Regions from separate parts of the Homo sapiens genome. Here region 2 is linked to region 1. Evidence: chromatin loops called from intact Hi-C (ENCODE). Cell type or tissue: endothelial cell of umbilical vein. All regions are shown on one strand.

Evidence for each region. Hi-C counts contacts between places; a loop is a spot of excess contacts. Peaks named below come from ENCODE experiments on the same cell type or tissue, not always from the same donor. Only the 100,000 strongest peaks of a DNase experiment are listed, where the experiment ranks them.
Region 2: it touches region 1 in a loop (3-fold over the local background); 2 of 110 quality-filtered maps call a loop at or near these places.

What each region holds. Positions count from the first base shown.
Region 1 is chr6:127,185,985-127,193,984 of GRCh38, reverse strand. The region is part of intron 4 of RSPO3 (R-spondin 3); the gene reads right to left. The region is part of intron 1 of LOC105377989 (a long non-coding RNA gene); the gene reads left to right. Among named protein-coding and RNA genes, the nearest start is that of RSPO3, 71 kb to the right of the region's middle. In endothelial cell of umbilical vein, CTCF peaks have their summits at 3,214 and 6,892 (motif pointing left); DNase peaks (open chromatin) are centred at 684 and 3,224.
Region 2 is chr6:126,657,916-126,665,915 of GRCh38, reverse strand. It overlaps LOC105377992 (a long non-coding RNA gene), which reads right to left and starts at 5,541. Exons shown (of 5, transcript XR_001743836.2): 1 at 4,630-5,541. In endothelial cell of umbilical vein, no CTCF peak of the experiment used is centred here; no DNase peak of the experiment used is centred here.

The DNA.
Region 1 (8,000 bases):
AAAAATCAGAATTCATTCAAGGGTGAAGCAAATTGTTTTGGACATACAGAGAGGAACAAACAACATTAGAGGCAACTATTATGCCTAAACTGAACTACTTATATTCTGATTACTCGATTCCATTATTCTTTTCACTTAAAAGAATTTTGCTGGGTTGATAAGATTTCTACAGAAGGGATCAGGGCCTTCTTTCCATGCTGGATTTAATGAGTACACATTTGATGTGCTGACTTGAATATAATAACCAAACAGGGAAAACTGAAGAGTAAGTTTCCCTTTCTGAATATGTAGCATAATTTAAATTTTATAAAACTGTACAAACAGAGAAAAATACTAGTTTTCATGCTATGTGCTTAGTTTTCACAAGGAGATGGCTGCAAAGGTTGGATTACATAATATTTCCATATTGAGGAGCATTTTGGAGGTGTTTGAGTTCAACTCGAAAAAATTGTCAGCAAAAACCATTCCAAAGTTCCATAAAAACTACTGACCCCAAGCAAAATGTTATTTTTATGGAAATCATCCAGAAGTTCAGTGTTTGACATTGTTCTCTTGATGACGGTCCAACATCTTACAGCTGTGATCCCAACCATAATGTTTTGGACACATAAGAAATGTATTGTTTCTTCCTTGGTCACAGATTGATTTATATGTTTTTTAGCCACTTGTGACAACATCCTCAACTGGCAGTGCATTTCTGCTTATTAGCAAACTGATATGATTATTTCTTAAGACAGGCCTAAACATTTTTGGAAGTAGATTGAAACTCGGTATTATAACTTTATGTCCAAGGAATAACTAGTCTGGGCAGTGAGTGAAAGGGAAGGCTCTAGTAAAGTAACAGGAAACTAACACATTGTACATTATTGCTGCTCAACAGAGGGCTATTGCACAACAGAAGAATGAGGTTGTTATTTTTTTACAGGCCATGTGTTAGTGGTTGGAAATGCTAACTACCCTTTGCATAAATATATTTTCTGCTTGTGTAAGAAATAAAATAGAAATACACAAGAGTGGCTGTAGTCCATTAAAAATCACGTGTAATTTGGGATAATTTTGTAAGGTTTTCATTAAAGGGGACTTCCTTTTTTATTCTGGTGACTTTTCATTGATGTGGTTAATATTTTTTTCAGGCTTTTTTGGCAATTTTGCAAACTAAGCATTCCAGTTATGACAATCTGACATATATACACACACATATATATATACACACACACGTGTGCTTTGCCATTCACTGAATATTCATGTTTGTGTGCATGTGTACACGCACGTACCTGCCTGAACTGGGTTTTGGAACATTCTAGTGATTAAAACAGCGTTCATCTCCCCTTGATGTTCTACCTATGAGGGTGTTTGGGTAGAAAACATCAAAGAGAATTTGCTATTAGCAGTCAAGTACAATCTGAGCCCTTGCAGAGAAGCACTATGGTGTAACATTTAAGTACACTGTCCTTAGGGCCAGAAAAATGCTGTTTTCAAATTCTAGGTCTGCCACCAACTAGTTGTGTGAACTCTGGCAAGTTGTTGATATTTCTCAGGATTAACTCTCTGATATATTTAAAATGTGAATAATCCTTACTTCTTGCTAAACTTCATAAGGATTAAATGAGATGCTGGTAGAGCATTTAGCATGGTGACTGGCATATGTTACTCATGGGACAAATGAAAACTAATATTATTAACCCCTTGCACAAACATGAACAAAGCCCCTACTCTGTGCCAAAAATGTGTGATAAAACCTGGGGATATAAGTTAGATATGGAGACTGCCAATAATTATAGTCACATGTTAATGCTAAAATAGAGGTGTGTACAAGGTCCTGTTGGGGGTACAGTGGGAAAGCATTGAACTCCATGAAGAGAGACTGAAAATGATTTCAGAGACTGAAAATAATTCCCCTGATGTAATGATGTTTGAGGTGAGCCTAAAAGAATGACTGAGAGTTTGCTAGGCTGATGAGGGAAGAAGTGCATGCCAGGCAGTGAACATGCACTAAGGCATGCAAGGACATGGTGAATCTGGGGCATTGAAAGTCAACTTCCTTGGTTTGATCAGAGTCTATATATAGAATATTACCCATAGAAGCTGGAAAGATATACGGGCTTCAATTGCCATGTTGGGAGTTTGTCCTGAGGACCAGTGTACTGAAAACTAGAGAAGGGCAAGTATTGAATTCAGATAGCAGGCCAGAGTTTGGATGTTTCTGTGATGAGTTTAGAAAAGGCCAATAGGCTATTCTTACATGTTGACCTTATTTCCTATTTCAGAAAATTGCTGTAAGTAATAAGATGCTGTAGAGGGAATGTAGTCAGTGGTTGGTATTTTTGAGCCTTAATTTTTGAAAGAGTAGCTAAAATCTCCATGTAGACCAAAAAGCCATATTTAAGATTTTGTTGCATAGTAGTATCACATAATTGAATTGATAATTGTTATTTTTAAGATTCTGAAATTATTTTCTGTTAGTATAAACACATACAGTCTTTTACATAAACATTTCCTATGGCCTTCTGCAGACAATGTTCCAAAACATATAAAAATACAGATTCCTAGATCCCACCCTTGGAGATTATGATTCAGTGGTTCTTATGAGGGGCCCAAGAACCTGTAGTCAACAACAAGTTCACACCCCTCCCCCCCAGTTTATTTTGATGTGCAACCACATTTAAAAGCCAAAGCTGCAGAGCAACAGAAGACCCAATTTCTTCAAATATATACTCTCAAAACTTACTTCAAATTGCATGGTTGCTCCTTTGTTTCTTTCATTTTTCCTAATGAATATCAAATACGTTTTTGACTTACTGTAGCTACTAATTTTAAGGCAAGTTTTCTTAATAGATAAATTTGGAATAGGCACCCAGATATAAATTAAATTAATTGCAGGTTATCTTTTTAAAACCTGTTCAAGTGCATATATGAACTAGAAAAAATAAACATGTAAAAAATGACAAAGAGAGTGATCCTGAATTATTCTTCCTAACTTGTATATATTTAAATTCCAAGTGAAAATGCAAACCATAGAACACGTTCAATATCCTTTAAACATAATGAGGTTATGAAAAAAAGAGTTGCTTTCCCTAGAATCACAACTGTAATTCACTTATTGAGAACCACTTAAATTATGAATAGCAGCTATTTTCTTGATGTTTGGATAAAATCTGTCTATAGGTCTTCATAAAAGCTGCTGCTTTGTGAATTTCTTGCGAAGTGTCACTAAGGGGAGCCATTGAGCTGTAAGTAGTTCACTTCCCAAGACAAACTAGGTTATAATTTTTACCCAAATGCTAAAAATGTATTCCACATTACAGACTGAGGACTAAATATCACGAATTATATGACTCAAACCAATTAAATAAGTATTACATTTTTCTTTTCTTTTTATTTGGTGTGGAATGAAATTCAACTGGAAGCCCATGGCTTTATGCCTTCTATAAAGCACTCACAGTGTGAAAAAGGGGTTGATCTTATTATTTTTGAATCTGGAATTGGACCTGATTATTATGTATAGAGAATGAAAATTCCAGCTTTTGTTCTTTTTTCTTTTTTGTTTTTTGTTTTTGAGACGGAGTTTTGCTCTTTTTGCCCATGCTGTACTGCAATGGCGCAGTCCTGGCTCACTGCAACCTCTGCCTCCCAGGTTCAAGTGATTCTCCTGCCTCAGCCTCCCGAGTAGCTGGAAGTACAGGTGCGTGCCACCGTGCCTGGCTAATTTTGTATTTTTAGTAGAGATGGGGTTTGGTTTTACCATGTCGGTCAGGCTGGTCTTGAACTCCTGATATCAGGTGATTTGCTTGCCTTGGCCTCCCAAAGTGCTGGGATTACAGGTGTGAGCCACTGTGCCCGGCCTGTTATTTTAAATTAAAATATCACTGGGAAAATTTGCAAGGAAGAGGAATTGCTATAGTATGACTTTTTTCTTTTGTGGGGGCAATTATAATGTATTGTGTAGATACATATTTACAGGCCTATATTATTATCAAGTAAATTGAGAAATGTCTTTTGTTTGTTTTAATAAAATAGAAAACTTCTTCTTGCTCTAAATTTAACCTAGGAATTTACAACAAATATAGTAAAAATATCAAAGAATGAATGTCTTTTGCTTTTTGATAAATAAGCACACAATTTCTCCACACTGAAATTTAAAGCTACCTGATTTACCTATGCGGTAGGTTACACACGAATTCTATTGCCTTTTCTATTTAATTTTCAAGATGCTTCTGATTAATTATTCAAAGAAAAATAATTTGATACATCATTACATACTCTACTAAATGCTATTAATTTGGGATATTACTTTGAGCCCACTTTTACAAAGATAGCTCTGACCATTAAAATATACTGAGATTGAAATAACATTTTATCATCAATTTCAAAGGACCAGTTTAAGAGAGGCACTCTATTTGTATCATGCTGTTTTGGGAATTTAGAAACAAGAACATAATGATTGGAAGGCACTGAGTATAAACTTTAGGAAATGAAAGCAGATAAACCCAAGCTTCTTAACATGGCCCTCAGGGTCCTTGTCCACTGTGATATGACCCCTGCTTACTTATCTACTTTGCTGGCCTCACACTTGTCTTTTTAGTCACCCCTGCACTTGTCCCACCATAATGTTTACTGATCCCATATATTGGATACATTTATCTAGAATGCAGTTTCTAGATCCCTTGCCCTAACTCAGACTTACTGTTGAATTATCTGGCCTTCAGGGAAACCTTCCTCACTCTCCTAACCTCTTCCTAGGCTGGACTATTTACATTTCTCCTCTCTGTGTTCTCAGCTCCCAATTAGGACCCTGCTGCAGATCAAGGTGAAGATGACCTGGATAGTTTGTTTTTAAAAATAGTAAGAATAATTATAACTACAATTCAACACACACTTTTATTAGGTTGGTGCAAAATAATTGTGGTTTGTGCCATTACTTTTAATATGTACCAGGCCAACTTCTAAGTAAGAGTACGGTGCCTAGAAGCTCTATTCAACCCCTGTTCTACAGATGAGGATAAGGAGGGTTCCTAACCACAGCACCCTTCTGCCTCCACATTATTTCTCAATAGAGCACAATGTGACATGCCATCCTTGTTTATGTCACTTCAGCTACTGAGGCAAGGAAAGAGCCCAGCTGTGGACTAACTGTTTAAAAGAGAGGAGTTTTATAAAAATCAAGATTTGGAGTGTACTTTCTTAATCTCTTGAAATTTGAATTTGCTGGGCAAGGAAAAGCTGCTTATCAGAAATTAACTCAGAACTTAATAGCATTTGGAATAAACTTTTTGAGTCAGCACCATTCAGCACTATCTCATTCTCTATTCTCTTTCTTTTTATTTTTGCTACAAGCCTATATTTTAGTATTTCCACTCCCCCAACATATAGAGGTATGATATATATATATATATATGTAACTTGAAAATTATACATCATTTATATCTAATTTAGAAATAATTTTCCATTAGACTACTACTGTTACATTTTTGAAGCTTTAATGAAATTATCACATATTTTCATATTTTGTTATACTTAATACTAAAAAAGAGAAAGAAAAATTATATAGCTTTAAAATTTTAAAATGCTACTTGAGGTTTGAATGCAGTCCTATTATAAATCATTTCACCTTATAGCAGACATCATAAATATCAGTAATCACAACTTTTTAGAATGTGTATTTTCATAGTCTGCTTTAAGCATAATAAACTCTCTTTTGCCTAATTAAATACCTTCCTTACAAATGGACCATTGCCAATAGGCCTTTACAAATTTTTTTCTCTGTTGTTTAAATAATTTTATTATCCACTAAAGACTCAGAATCTGAAATTTTGAATGTTGGCTCAATGTCGTGACAGAGGTTTCCATAACCCTTTCATTCAAGCTAACTCCATTCCACCTCATTGCTTCTGCTGCCTGGAACCCCAGCCTGGAATCCTTGCTTCCATTTAAAAGGGCCATTAGCTGGAGTCCAAAAGAAACTATTAAAGGCACTGGGTATTGCATACTAGGATGCCTTCCTGTTCTATGTTAAAAGAACAGTTAAAAGTGATCAGGGGAGAAAGTACCCAAAGATTTTTAAAAATATTGGCAATGTTTACGAATTTTACTCATTATAAAAGTAAAGGATATTCTGTATTTTATTGTATAATATTTTAAAAGCTAGCAGGGTATTATAATTTATATTAAATATTTTAGATTTTGCATTCTTTTGTATGGGTTTATTTCTCTTGTATCAACTGCTTTTTGGTTAAAAGTTCATTTACAATAAGTAATTTTTTCTTCAGAGCAGAAGTTGTTATCTTGACTTTGAAATCCTATCTATCACCTTAGGATAGATCATAAAACTCTTGGAAAGTAAATCAGATACATTGACTTACATGTAGACAATTTCTTGATCTAAGCATGTTTGCATAACACATTTTGAATTAGATCTTGGGTTTTAAATAATTGTATCTATTAAATAAGCATATAAATTTATTCTCATTCTTACTTGTTATCAAAGGGTATGTTGGCAAATTTCATCTATTAAGCACCGTCAAATATTATTCATTACTTTTGCCGTGAAATTCATGACTAGCTTGTTGGATGAATATTATTGTTCCCTTAAAAAAATGACCCTGAATAGGATACTTTGGTTGTTTTATATAATGTTTATGAGCTTATAATATGGGAATTTTATTACCTATCTTCAGAAATTTAGTCAGTGGGGCGTCCTAACACTAATATTTCAAAGACCATTAAAGCCTGCCTAACAACATTGTCGTGTTCTATCCCAAATTTTCAATTTGGACCTAGTCCTCTCAAAATATTAGTGACTATCTCAAAAACGAATTGATGTGTTCATCTTTTTTTTGTAACACTCGTACTCTACCCTGTCCCCATCTCACCACCATGCCCGCTGGCGCCCCCTGCTGCTTCAACCACCATCTTCCATCTCAAGCTGGAGAATATGCGTGAGTCTATGGAACTTATTAAATATTTATTTCATATTACCCTTTAAAAAGTTCTCTCAGCAATTTAAATATTTAAAAAAGTGGAACAGCCTCTTTGAAAAATTTCTGTTATACACACATTGCCAGACTGAAAGTACATAAATAGTATTACCTAGAAGTCTTCCTATAAAATTATTTTAAATCAGAATACACAATTATAATTCAGACCATCTATCCAGTGATTCCTTTAAGACATCTGGAAAAATTATTTCTTTAGTACTTGACTATCATTAATTTTTAAACAACTTTTCACATTATTTGCGATAAATTAGTTTGCCTAACGTGCCAATTTAAAATTTAAATGTAACAATGTTATTTAATATATCTATAATCAATGACTAAGTTTAAAGTACTGCCTATGGTACAGATTGCTTTAAAAATATGAATTTTCAAAATAATTTTTTCCCAGTAAATTTTTATTTTCTTGCTGTAGATCTTTTTGAGTTGACTCTCATGTTTCCCCAGCCCCAATAACACATATTCCAGTAACACAGTAAAGAACACTTAAATGTGTTGACTTATCTAATTCATTTGCTTCAGAAAATCAGGAACCACAGCTGTATTATCCATCTTTCATTCTCAAAATTAATGGTTTCTATTTCTATTTTCTCTTTACATATTCCTCTCATGACTGAGCATAGTGAAAGTTAGCTTTTATGTAGAGTTTAAAATAAAACTTGTATTTGAATTTTCCCTATTTTTCTTTAGTTAAATGTGTAGGCCCACAGCTCATTCATTTGTGCTTAAAATACATGTTCTGGAATCAGTATATGATAAATATTCACCAAATGCCTTTTATTTTTTCTAAGAATCACTAAGGCAAGATCACTGTCTTCATCTTTGATGGAATATAACTTTCCAATTAACAGAAAAGTCCTTCATTTCAAAAGGCTGAGCAGAATGCTACTTGAAAATTTATTCCAGCTGGTTAAATTAAAGAATTGAACGAATTCCAAAGAAAGAATATTCTCTGGGCATTTATCATTTGATTTTTATTTGGATAAATTTCCATTTGTTCTAAGAGCT
Region 2 (8,000 bases), 530 kb after region 1:
TGCCTTTAGTTCGCTGCAGTCCCCAGATTAAAGAAAGGACTGTGAACATATTGTATACATCTAACTATTTCTGGGAACGTGTGAGTAGAGACAAAGCTATGAATTTTTAAAATAAAATCATGATGCAAATCTATGGAAGGAAGACAAGAAAGTGCATTCCTAATGCTTAGCAAATCAAAATGCAAGACTTCCTAAGATATTTTGGGCTTAATTCCTTACCACAAGTTAGGAACTGTATGAAAAATACTTCACATGTTTTCTATAGCAGAGATGAAGCTGTAGTGGCAATGTTAATGTTTCATGAATTTGGTGGGCTTCCATGGCTCAACTTTAACAGATCTTTGCCTAACAGAAAAGCCCGAAGTCCCATCTCATTGATCCAATAAGTTCCAGGCATCTGATACTGTCAGTAATTTCTTGCTTGTTAGCACTGGAAACAATTTTTTACTGGGCCTTTCTTACAACTAGGTGTGATGAGCTGCCTCTGTTCAGACCAAAAGTTTGCAAGGAGAAAAACTGAACAACTACTAGTGAATGTCCTTAGTTTAATCCCCCAAATGTAAATAACATACCCTAGTCTATGAATACTGCCCCAAAATTCAACACTACTGTTTTCCAGTGAGCCTTAATGGTAAACTATTCCAATATGAGTGCTGCCTCTGATTGCTCACTTTTATCTGTCACAACACACTTTATGATTGCCTTTTTAGAGGCCTAAAAGATAGTGAGTCACCAAAACTACACACCTACTGGGTGGATCTGAATTAATATTTACTTCAATTATCTGGGAGCATGGCTTCCATATTACAATCAAAGACTTGAACATAATAGCCTGGGAAAATTCTTCAACATGTGAAAAGAAAAATAGAAACTTAAAAAATATAATTTAAGGCTTCTTTGGGGAATAAAATTTGAACTGAAGTCTAGTCAGACTCCATAGCACCAAGTGAAAGTTTTCTTATTTTAGTAATATTCAACTTGGAAAAATTAACATGATTTTCCAGGGCTTTTTAAGATATTTAAACAGTAATAGTTTATGACATAGTATAAATATAGAGATAACTAAATAATAGTTTCAGTCTAATTTTGCTGGCAGTTTCTTCCGAAATTTCAAAGTGTTCTTAGAGAAACCCACATTATGTTTTCCTTTTACAATATCTAAGGATTAAATATATACTGATGGTTCTGTTTATTAAGATTTTAAATTGTTGTCTTTAATATAATTTCTATAAATATCTGACTTCATACTTCTATTTGCATAAAATTGGACCTGGTTTTATTCTTATTTTTTCCCTTATTTTTTCATGAATCTGGAAATTATGCAACTGCCTTGTCCCAGGCAGCAAATCCATTTGCCCTCTGGTAAAGACTGTGGCACTGCATATGGGACTACTGAGCTAGCCTCTGTGTCTCCTGATACTATTCATCATAGAGTTTTGTGCCAGTTTTAGTCTCCTAGGCCTTTTCAGTTTACATTCCTTATTCAAAGAGATGCCAAGAAACCAGCAAGAAAGCATTTATTAAATTGGACAGGGAGACATTACAGAAATGAAGGCGCTGGATAGATGAGTATTTATCTTTACTAGGCCCCAGCAGCAAGGATTATTCAGATGGCCAGTTATTGCTTGGTTCAGTGTTCACCCTACTTTCTTCTGCCTTTAGTTCGCTGCAGCCCCCAGATTAAAGAAAGAACTGTGAACATATTATACACATCTAACCATTTCTGGGAACACGTGAGTAGAGACAAAGCTATGAATTTTTAAAATAGAATCATAATACAAACCTATGGAAGGAAGACAAGAAAGTGTATTCCTAATGCTCAGCAAATCAAAATCCAAGACTTCCTAAGACATTTTGGGCTTAATTCCTTACCACAAGTTTAGGAACTGTATGAAAAATACTTTACATGTTTTCTATAGCAGAGATGAAGCTGTAGTGGCAATGTTAATGTTTCATGGATTTGGTGGGCTTCCATGGCTCAACTTTAGCAGGTCTTTGCCTAACAGAAAAGCCGGAAGTCCCATCTCATTGATCCAGTAAGTTCCAGGCATCTGATGCTGTCAGTAATTTCTTGCTTGTTAGCACCGAAAACAAAGTCGTATTTTGTAAAATTAGAAATTACAAATCTGCATATCTTCAGCATCACTTTTAGCCACAGATATACAAAGACGCCTGCATTCGGAAAGCAAATACTTCCTGGCCTTTGGGAAGTGCTTTGACATAATTTCTCCCTTTTCAGTCCAAGCACATTTGCTGTCAGGAAAGCTAAGGTTAAGCAGTTCTGACAAGTAAATATATGGAGTCAGGTAAAGAATGCTGCTTTCTATCCTTTGACTTCTGATATATCTCCTCGGGCCACTAGGGAGAGATGTTTGATTTTTAAAAATGCTTTGGTTGGTAATTTTGAGATTTCTTTGCAATGTTTACTCTCAATCTCATTGCTGTAGTCACGTAATTTGCAAACCTTGTATACTTTGGCTTCAGGAAACTTGAGAGAAAATATCTTTAATTGGTACTGGCAGAAATTTCTAGCATGAGATTTCTCTAGTGTCAAAATTAAGTATTTTCCAGGAACTCACAACTAGATTGAAAGCTCATGGAAGACAAGGACTGAATCTAATATAATCTTGTGTTGTCCAAAATGCTTATTATGTGCCTAGGTTCATTAGTTACCCATGAAATATGAGTCATATAAGAGGAAATTTATTGTTATCAGATTATAACCAGAGCTTTTTTTTGGCAAAAAAAGGCAAAAAATGCATCTTATGTTGTTTATTACTTGAACATTCCAACTCAGAATTAGTTCATCAATTAATTTTCCATTCATTCAATAAAAATGCATGGACTTCCTCTGATGTAAAAACTAAACTAAACAAACAAAACTAAATTTAAAGTGTATTAATTTAGGGAAGTGCAGTTTAAAGAAGTATAAGATACAGCCTCACTCCACAGACTTTTAAATTCTGTTAAAAGATGATTATTTGGGAAAAATAGAAATCAGACAAATACCTGAAGAAGTGCCTTGGGTTCTATAAAACATTCTACTGGAAAAGATAAATGACAGAATACACACAAATCTCCTACATCTAGATGATATAGGAATATAAAAGCATATCAATGGCAGAATGTAAAAGATTGGATTTAGAACCAAATTCCAATTGGAGTTGATTAGTTCTGTTTTGGGCCTGATTTAGATGACATCATTTCATGTGTAGAAGTAGGGGTCAGTTTTGACTTACACCCAGATCTACAGTAGTTAAAACCTAAGAAAAGAAAGACTAGATGTGTATAACTAGGAAAATGGCTCCTCATGGAAGACAGAGATGCTGTGGTTAAGTTTTTAGTAGGTAAACACCTTCATTTGTCTGAGGCTTGTGAGCTCCACTGACTCTACCCCACACATTGCTCCTGAAGATGACACATGTTCATGCACATCCTCAGAATACTGGAGACCAGAAGCAAGGAAAACTAGCTCTTTTTTCAAGGTTGTTGAACCCTGAGTTTAAGAATCTTTGGGTCAAGTAGCTAATTAATATCATCGGACCCAATTGTGAGGAAAAAGATATTGATTATAAAAAATAATAATTGGCTCCTTTCCCCTTCTTTCTTTTAGTGACTTTTATCTCATTCATAGTCCAATTGTTGCAGGCAGATAGGAAAAGCAGCCCTTTGTGAATGGGAAGGTAAAATATGATATGATATCGATGCATATAGGTTCAGATAAAGTAAAAGGTGGACAGAGAGAAGCATGCAAGTACAGAAACTTCTGTGTCTCCCAGCACACAGATCACTAATTCACTGCGAGAACACGATCAGCAATAGTGAGGATTCCCAGAAGAAATCACTTTCATTCCCACCATTCTTAATCCTTTTTTTAACCCCTCTATGAAAATACCCCAATCTACATTCCAAGATGCAAAATATTAGTATATTCATCAAAAATCCCCTCTTGCTTCATGCCATCACTCTGAGGATGGGAAAGTGAGCTCAGGGAAATGCTTATGAAATTCTTTGGAATGCAGCTAAATATAGGAAAACATGAGTTAACACTGCCCCATGTAAGTAGTAACTCACTGGGGAAAAAGAATGGTGTCTGAAACCACAGAGTATTTGATGATTCCTAAATTTGTCATTGAAATCATGAGATCCCAGGCCCTGACTTTTTGTAGGATCCCTATTATGAACATGAGGGTTAAAAATCTTTAATTTCCTCAAGTTACCAGGCAAGATTTTCCCTAAACTAGATGTAGTTTAATTAAATACTCATTTTTCAGAACCTTAAGTTAATGTCAGACACATATAGCAAGATAATATATAACACCACCAGAACTGGTGAAAAGAAAGAAACTTTTTGAAAAATATGTACTCTGCTAGGTATAAGATTTTTCATCTCCTTCCTCTTTCCTTTCTATAATCCATTATCATATAAAGTACCATAATGTGTGTGTGTGTGTATGTTTGTTTAACAAGGAAAACAAAAAAGTTCTCCTTATATTTTCACATTTAGATAAAAGTCTGCCTTCATGAGGGATGTTTTCTCTATTTCATATATATAAACAACCTGCATATTTCATTTCCTCAAAGAATTAAAATATTCATAAGAGTAGGTACTAAGTCAGTTCTACTTACTCTTCTGCACCCTGCATTGCATGTATATTGTGGCCATATGGTAACTAATTATGTAGTATATACGAGATCTAGAAGAGAAGGAGCTCATTTCAAAGCAGTTGGTGAGAGATAGAAGCACCCTATCAATGCTATAGAAGACGTCATAGAAGAAAGGAGAGCAGGCAGATCAGCCTGAAGAAGTGATTGTTAGACCACAGTAAAAGAGGGCATAGAAAACAGCAGTCAGAAAATAAGGAAAAAACAAAAAGGGCAGGGAATTTTATTTATAACTAAGAGAGAGGTTGTCATGGAGAATTTAGGTTTGGATTTATATGAAAGAGGGTTGGGCCTTCTGACTCCAGAGTGGATAAAATAAGGTCTGGAGGTGGAAGTAGATTGATGACTGAAAAACAGGCTTTGTGTTGGACAGCAGTGAAAAGAAGATTGATTAAGTAAAGAGACACCAGATAATGGATCATCATAATGCTAGGCTGAGCAGATTTAACTTGATATTACAAGAAATAGGAAATAATTGGCATAGCATATAGGAAGTGTGTTTTTTTTAAAGCATGTACTTTATAGATATACAGACTGATCAGCAACCAGTTCTGATATTTTTGGCTATCTTACCTGATTCTGGACAATTTCTTGAATTCCTCTGATGTTCAATTTTTTTCTTCCGTAAATAATATAATATCTGTACTGTAGTGTTGTAGGTATTAAATATGCTTACTTATGCAAATTGCCTGGTTTATTTTAACAAGTGCACAATGACTATTAGTTCATTCTTTCTTCCATTTGCATGTTGTTTTGGAAAGTGGAACATTAGCACAATTGACTAAATAGTCAATGAGGAATGTTAGAGATTAAGTTGAGTAATAAATTTAAAATAAATTTAGAAATATTCAGTAAATAAAAATGCAGAGAATGTAATTATTTTAATATGCTCATTGATTAATGAGCATTATTAATAATTTACCATTGTCTCTAAGACAGAACTTGATTGTAAATAACACAAGATAGCTCCTGTTCATTTCAACCTTAACAGTTCATTTATATGAATGCTGTTAACTGATCAGTATCCTTGCTTGTTTAGAAAAAAAATGACAATATTTGGATTCACAAATATTTTGAGTGCCATAAATTATCCTTTTCAATGACCCTTTTTGCACTCTTTTGAGTCCTAACAAATTTAGTCAAGAGAACTATTCCTCCTTTTAGCACAAACATTTCACCATTAAGAAGGTGACCTACTTTTAATAAATTTCAAAGTTATTGTTGGCTCTAAATTCTCTCTCTGAAACTGAATGAGTATTTGTCTGCATGCAAGTTCTGAAACCTAATATAGATTATAAAGTGGTCCAAATCTTTTAGCAATTCCTTTTGTACATCAAAATGGTGTCAAGAGTACTCAAAATATATTTCTAAACTTTTACGCTACCTTGTCATAACATAACCTTCTATTGTTATAATTTCATTTAGCTAGGAATGGAAATGATAGCAGAATTTAATTAATAAGAAATTGGATGGGCCATCTATATTACATGTAAGAACACTATTGTCAACAACTCCCATATTTTAGAAACCTCAGAGCACTGTGGAAAAGTAAACAAACAAGCAGGTTAATTCCACTAAATTAGAATCTTTTCTGGCATCGACTCAAATGAATTTACAATGAATATCTTTGTAAGAAAGTCCTGATTTTCAATTTATCTTTCAGTGGTGAATTAGTCTGTATTGTCTCTTGTTTTAAAAGAGTTGTTTGCATGTTGAAAGATAAATATTTAAATTTGGCACTGATGTCCTTTACAAACCCTTTGTTGGAGAATCTGATATAAACCTTCACTAAATGGTTATTGAAATACCTCTGGTCATCTCAATGCCCAGTTATCTGAATTAATCTGTGGAGTGTACATGACATAAGCTGACATAACCATATTCTTTCCACTACTTTATGGATGTAGTACACAGAAATTACATTAAGTTACTAGTGGGTGCCAGGCATAGAAGGTTATAGACCCATAAAAATCAAGACTCATGTGACCTCAGAGGAAGAGTGATCAAGATATGAGTGTCCTCAGTTCTTGAACAACATAACAATCCCTCATTACAGAAACTGTATAGACCTAGCTCCATTTTCTTCCATTTGAATTGCATGATGTTTCCTGGTTTTATTTTACAATAAATCCCATTTACTAAATGTAGTTTGAGAAGTCCTTTTTTTAGTCATATGACACCTGAGTTACATAAAGGTATTGAGTGTCACACAGATCTTCCATTTTTAATATCCTATAGTATGTTGCAGAATAAGTAAGGAGAATAGTAGGATCAAAATTTTATATAAAGTTATATGCATTGTTCCTAATCATCTCTGCCCATCTCTCTTATCTCCTTACCACCTGTCTTCTTCCTACACATAGACACACATACATATAGACACACACCATGGTTCTTGGAAATTCCCAGGGATATAAATTTGAAACAAGGTAGTATTGTTGTAAGGGTCATCAAAAAGTCAATACATATTAGGTCACTGTCATTCTCAACAAGATAAACACTGGAATCTTGAGAGAAATTGTAGGGATCATCAATCAATTTATTATATTCTAAAAAATACATGAAACTCCAATGTGCATTAAAATTTAGGAAGAACCTAGAAATCTTATGACTAGGTTAGTTCTAATCCCCAGAATGTCTCTAACCCATGCTCCAGCCTAGAAAATTAAGTGTATTGTGTGAGAGAAGCAAAGTAAGTAAAAGCTGTAAATCTCATAAGAATGGAAAAATGTCTACTTTAATTAACGGTTGTATACCCTGCACTGTGCACAGAACCTGTGACATGATTAGTTCTTCTTAAGTGTTTGTTGAGAAGTTAACTGAATGAGTGAATGGATGATTGGAAAAATTAGAAGTCAATTTTTTAATCTAAAATCAGTAAATTAAAGAAAAATTTATTGAGACTCCATAAAATAATAAGCAAGGCATACAACCTCCAGCCTCACATATTGCATATTATGAAGCACTCATAGACTAACATATTCTATATCATTAATTATGGCTACTCTAAAATCTTCCAGAGGTCTGGAGTTCCTAGTCTTCATCTTTTATCTCCAAACATGACTTAAACTATTAGAAGAATGTGTATCTTTCACCCATTTGGGAAGGAGGGCTTTGTTACTATATTAAAATCATAATCACAAGAAGTCTAGTGGTTACTGGAAACTATTGTGATTGCCTTCTAATAGGAACATTTCCAAACTTCTCCCTTAATGTGGTTGCAATTTTGAATACTTGATGTGAGAAAGTCAGTGTGGTAAAAGATACAAAATACTTAAATTTCTCTACTACAACAAAGACCTGGAGGAAAAGTCTTGAGTTGTGCAAACAATTCA